2 separate regions of the Homo sapiens genome follow, and region 1 is linked to region 2. A link is a loop called in an ENCODE intact Hi-C map of the cell type or tissue named here. Cell type or tissue: ovary. All regions are shown on one strand. Links, peaks and the distances in the headings refer to the core of each region. The heading gives the core; the rest is flanking DNA. Region 1 holds the start of DHRS7C (dehydrogenase/reductase 7C). Region 2 overlaps RCVRN (recoverin).

What was found. Hi-C counts contacts between places; a loop is a spot of excess contacts. Peaks named below come from ENCODE experiments on the same cell type or tissue, not always from the same donor. Only the 100,000 strongest peaks of a DNase experiment are listed, where the experiment ranks them.
Region 1: a loop joins it to region 2, with 2.4 times the contacts of the local background. A loop is called at or near these places in 13 of 110 quality-filtered maps.

Annotation. Positions count from the first base shown.
Region 1 is chr17:9,790,249-9,793,160 of GRCh38, reverse strand. DHRS7C (dehydrogenase/reductase 7C) reads left to right here and starts at 1,569. Exons shown (of 6, transcript NM_001105571.3): 1 at 1,569-2,030. The coding sequence starts at 1,877. In ovary, for the core only: no CTCF peak of the experiment used is centred there; a DNase peak (open chromatin) is centred at 1,473.
Region 2 is chr17:9,898,120-9,901,031 of GRCh38, reverse strand. It overlaps RCVRN (recoverin), which reads left to right. Exons shown (of 3, transcript NM_002903.3): 2 at 1-43; 3 at 2,828-2,912. Among named protein-coding and RNA genes, the nearest start is that of RCVRN, 5.7 kb to the left of the region's middle. RefSeq lists an enhancer at 1,483-1,984. In ovary, for the core only: no CTCF peak of the experiment used is centred there; a DNase peak (open chromatin) is centred at 1,561.

The DNA.
Region 1 (2,912 bases), core at 319-2,818, 110 kb after region 2:
ATGACTCCACATCACTAAAGCTGACAGGCACTTCTCAGACCCTACGTTACTTGACCAATCAGCAGCATTGAACACAGATAATAATTTATTTAAAAAAAACTTGGCCAGGCACGGTGGCTCATGCCTATAATTCCAGCACTTTGGGAGGCCGAGGTGGCCGGATCACAAGGTCAGGAGATTGAGACCATCCTGGCCAATATGGTGAAACCTCGTCTCTACTAAAATACAAAAATTAGCCGGGCGTGGTGGTGGGGGCTTGTAGTCCCAGGTACTCGGCGCGGCTGAGGCAGGGGAATTGCTTGAACCCAGGAGGTGGAGGTTGCGGTGAGCCGAGATCGTGCCACTGCACCTCAGCCTAGTGACAGAGCAAGACTGTCTCAAAAAAAAAAAAAAAAAGAAAAACTTTACACAAGAGGTTGTTTGAGCAAAGAAAATACACATACAGGTAAAACTGTATATACGCTTTTAAAAGTTAGGAAGTAGCTACCCTCAGGGCTGGAGAGAGACATGATGAGGCATGTTGGCAATGTTCTGTTTCTTGATCTGCATGCTGGTCACGTGAATATATTCAGTCTATGAAGATTCATCAAGCTCTACATTTACGTGTGTGTTTCTAATATGTACATTAAGTGTCAATAAAATTCTGGGACTTTTTTAATCTTCCTGGTTATTTCTAATTTCCAAGAAAGAAATACAGTCTTCTTTACCCCCCCCACATACGCACACACACACACACACACACGTGCACACACACAGGTGCGCACACACACACGCACGCACACACGCACACACACATGCACACACACACATGCGCGCACACACACACATGCACACACACTGCTCTTAGTCCTACTCCTGATTGGCTCAATGCTGTTTACCGCACAAATTAGGACCTGATTGTGATTGGCCTTCTGGTTTGGGATGGCTCCAGTACTTGAACTGGGTTTCTGTCTCTCCAGTTCTAATCCTACTGAGTTTCCTTATGTAATGAAAATATTTCACATTTGGGATAAATTCTTAGTATCCTCAACCGCTAAAGATAACAGTAGTTACCTTCCTACGGCCCGGGATCTATGCTAGGCCCACACTGTGCAGTATGGTTTGTCCTCCCATTGGTCCTGCCCATTTTACAGACAGGGAAGCTAAGGCTCAGAGAGGTGAGAAACACTCTCAAGAGTGTGCTCTTTCTGATATTTCCTGTCACACCTCCCAGTGGCTCTTTCTGCAAAAGGCTTCATTCTGTTTAGCAGTTTTCTATGCTTTTCATCTCCAATTAGAAAGCAAAGGCCAGATGGTCTTCTGCCACATGCATCCAAACTACCTGGAAGCTACCTGATTACGAGGGTTACCGGAAGTGAGGGCAAGGATGTTTGTGCTGAAAATCCCAGGTTTGGATCCCTCGTGCTCAGTCCCAAACTGCAGAGGAAACCTCTAATACTCAGGCAAGCCAGGAGAGCTTTGGCAAGAGCCCTGAAATCAGACCCGGCCAGCATGTGTTCCTGAATATCAGAATAGACACTATATTTACCCTGACAGCCTTTTAGTGCAACTGAAAGCTATAAATAACCATTAGGGCCCAAGCAAGTGGCCTTAACACATGGATTTTCTTCCAAAAATGCAGACCCATTTTAATTAAGTTTGTAATTAACCACTGGGGAGGGCAGGCCCCCTGGATTCGGTCTGCTTTCGGAGACACTGTGAGTAACTTCCTATTTGTTGAACATTTGGGGATTAGCACGCCCACTGGGTGTTCAGCTTGGAGGCTTGCACAGAGCTGAGCTCCCTGCAGCCTTGGGCCTCCCCCTGCCCTGGGAGTCCTGATCAGCGTCTCTTTGCAAAGCCAATCCCCTTTTACTCCGTTGTCCCCCAGAACAAGATGGGAGTCATGGCCATGCTGATGCTCCCCCTGCTGCTGCTGGGAATCAGCGGCCTCCTCTTCATTTACCAAGAGGTGTCCAGGCTGTGGTCAAAGTCAGCTGTGCAGAACAAAGTGGTGGTGATCACCGATGCCATCTCAGGACTGGGCAAGGGTAAGCTGGCTTTGCTCCCACCTGTGCCCATTTCTGCCCCCAGGGACTGGCAGGATGGCAGGGTGGCAGGGCGGCAGGGCGCTGTGTGGGCAAACCTGCTCGGTGGGAGGGGATCGATCCTGTGTTCTCTCCCAGCTTCTATCATTAACCAGCAAGTTTCCCATCTTTTGGAGGCTGCAGATTCCTGATAAATGAGGGTGGTGGAATATCTAGGGTTGCAAACTCACAGCCTAAGGGCTAAAACTGGTCTGCAGATGTGATTTGTTTTGGCTTCATGGGGTTTCCAGAAATTTTGAAAATTCAAAGCCTTTAGCTGGGGCAATGTACTGGTTGTGAGCCCAGACTCAGGAGCTGGGTTCAGTTCCTGGCTCCAGCAATGACTAGCTGGTTACTTCACTTCTCTGCCTTAAACTTCTCATCTGTAAGGCGAGGATAACAGCAGTCTCTACCTCATGCTGCCATTGTGAGGAATAAACGAGTTCATAGATGGATAGCACTTAGAACAGTACCTGGAGCTACAGTGGATATCACTCAAGGGTTAGTAATGATGATCATGAACACATATAGGCAAAACATGCCCACGCTAGTGGGCCACACACCCCACCCATCCCTATTGCATCACACTTGGCCTGATTCTTTCAATCATTACACTTTCTGGCATTGAAGGCATTTGCATTTGCAACTCCTGAATTATATCACCTCAGAGAGGCCCTTCTGCTGGTGACATCTATGACATGAGGGGCCGTAATTGTCCTTAAGTTTGCAAGATTCTGACTCTATCCTTCCAGACAATGGTAGTACAACTTTATATGTTACATAGTTAGTGCAACTTTTGCTGTTGTTTTTATTATTTTTAATAGAGCATAGATCCCACACAGCCAA
Region 2 (2,912 bases), core at 223-2,722:
CGAGCCGAGAAGATCTGGAAGTACTTTGGAAAGAATGATGATGGTGAATTCCTTTTCCTTCATTGCCTTTGATTTTTCAACCATGGGCTGTTTCCTGGAAATCCCAACAAGATTTATTCTTCTGAGTCACAGTGTCCAGGCAGGATGGGGGACACCTCATTCCATTGTGCATTTTCAGAGCTGTTTGAAGGGTTGGACAGGGGAATGGCCTTAAGGGTGAGCAGGAGCCAAAACTGTTTTCTGTGCAATTAGAACAAGAGCAAACTTCAGCTCACCCTAGCTTTGAATTAATATCGAGTCCCAAGTCAGTGGGATCTGTATTTCTATGGTTTTACTTTGGGAAGTTGGTTTGGGTCCTCTGAGAAACACCACCAAGATAGGATTAGATTTAAATGAGATTGCAAGAGATTTATGGGAGGAAAGGCTGAAGAAGGAAAACAGGCTGGGATCGAGAGGAGGCTGGGAAAGCTATCAGACTGCCAAGCAGATCTGACCCCTGGCAGGGAGAGAGGGAAAGAAAGGAAGGTTAGGAAAGAAAGGAAGGTTAGGAAAGAAAGGAAGATTAGGTAAGTAATGCCCGAGACTGCAGTGCAGTCTGAGGAAGTGTTGACAGAGTCGATGGGGTGTCCTCAGTGCCCCTGTCAGTCTTGGTGCCCCTGCCCTGTCAGTCAGTGGCTGGAAGCAGCCCCCAGGAAGTGTGATCCTGCACTGTAGGCAGTGATGGACTCCAGCACTCGGCTGCTGGGGCTGTGTGTCTGTGATGCTTACGGCCAGCACAAGGATGCGGTAAAGGAGCTGGTATTAGGCTGGGGCTGCAAACACATATGGCTGGAGGGGCAGGAATGATGAAAACGAGTTATGTGGACAGTCATCTACAAGCAGTGGGGATTGGCAAACAGCAGAGGGTGCACCTCTGGTCTGATGGCTTCCAGCATATTCCATGTGGGGCTATGGAACCCGTGGTTGAGACATCATCTGATTTTTTTTTAAGAGAAGCCAGCCATGAAGACTTTAAAAATCCAGTGTGTCTCAACTGATAAAACACAGCATGGCCCAAACACATCCAAGGGTCCTGTATTAACCCCTTTGGTGACCTCTGGAGGCAGTCTTCTGCCAAGGTTCAAGAAGAAAAAGCTGAGCAGGATGCTAAATAAGGGCAGAGAGAGATGACCCTGCTCCTCCTAATCTGCCAACAAATGATGAAATAAGAGAAGCATGAAGGTCATTGGGGTAGGAGGAACATAGGACACAGAATTTAAGGAGGCGCTCGTTCTCAGGGGTCAACAATGCACTCACAGGACCTGAAAGTGAGCGCCTCCTTAAATTCGCGCCTTGGTACTTTACCCACCTTTCCCTCATCGGCCCGGATTGGCCCCTCACCTTTGAGCACTCTCTCCTCCTTGCACAGACACTGGCTACCAAGATGCCTTCTTTTGGCACTTTGCCCCACTGGCTCCTTAACTGGCTTCGCGACCTCCCTCTGGGTCCGTTCATGTGTCGAGCCCTGTGTTCTGCTTTTTGCTCATCTGAAAACCTCCCTGGTGAACATCCCGGGAGGGGATGACGTCAGAAGCCCCGAGGTCGACGTGTTACTCCTGTTCGTGATGTGTTGTACGTGTTTCCACGCGGCCCATCTGGAGACAATGCCTCAGGGCAGAGTCAGGCTTTGATGGTGGGAGTTTCAAGCTCTCTGTGAGCTCTCTGTGGGGTGGCTGGGATGTTAAAACCCAAATTTTACCACCCAGACTTGCGGAGGAAGCCATCCTGGATCCTAACCCAGAAGGGATTAAAGGTATCCAAAAGGCCCAGAGCATAAGTCAGAAATCACATTCAGTTCAGCAAAGCTTTGTTGAGCACCGACTCTGTGCTAGGCACTGTGAACATACAACAGAAAGGAGCATCTGTCTCATGCTAGAGGTATTTCTGCGTGTGACTGCCTTCCCCGCCAGGTCAACAGTTTCCCAGGGAGGGACTTCATCTCACTCTCTTCTATTGTACACCCCGCCTCCGCTCCCTGTGGTGGCCTTGGCTCCAAGCACAGTGGCATCTGGGCTCAGGACCATGCATTTAACTGGACTGATCTGAATACAGTTAGCCACCTGATTAAAAACACCGGAAAACCAGGTGTGGGCGCAACAAGGCTGTCTCTCAGTCCTGATCCCAAATAAGGAGGCAGATGAGACTGGGGGACGCAGGGATGGATGCATAGGAAGGGATCATGGCGGAGTTGTCAGCCAGGAATCATGGGGCTGCCTGTGTGCTGCAGGTGCCAAAGAGACCTCTCTGCAAGCCACACTCCCCCTGGCATGATCTCATTGGGCCCTTCACTTCTCACTCCTATTTCTGGAGGGATGTTGTTCCCTGCTTCTCAGCTGAGACTCTGGGCCTGACATCCAGATTGTTTTGCTATGCTCAGACCCCCAGAAGCTCCTCCTGAACTTGATCCTTGAAACTTGAGCTACTATAGAAAATAGAATAACAATTAATAGTTATTAATTATTGAAGTATTTAATAACCAGCAAGGCAGGGGCACCGGCCAATCGGAAGAGACACATAGCACAAGACTGGCATCTTGGGGGCCCCCCCAGTGCCAGTCATTCACCGCTCTTTGCTGGTCTGCAGGGAGCTCCAAGGGTCATGGGAAAGGAGGTGGGTATCTGGACTGGGGTGGGGGAATATTGAATACTCAGGGCCACTGAGTATTCAATATTCTTATAATAGATACATTCACACTGGGGATACTGGCTAGATGTCAGCCTCATCGCAGCTCACTTGGCTATCAATCCTGACTGTTTTATGTACGTATATATTTTTTCCCAATGCACAGATAAACTTACAGAGAAAGAATTCATTGAGGGGACACTGGCCAATAAGGAAATTCTGCGACTGATCCAGTTTGAGCCTCAAAAAGT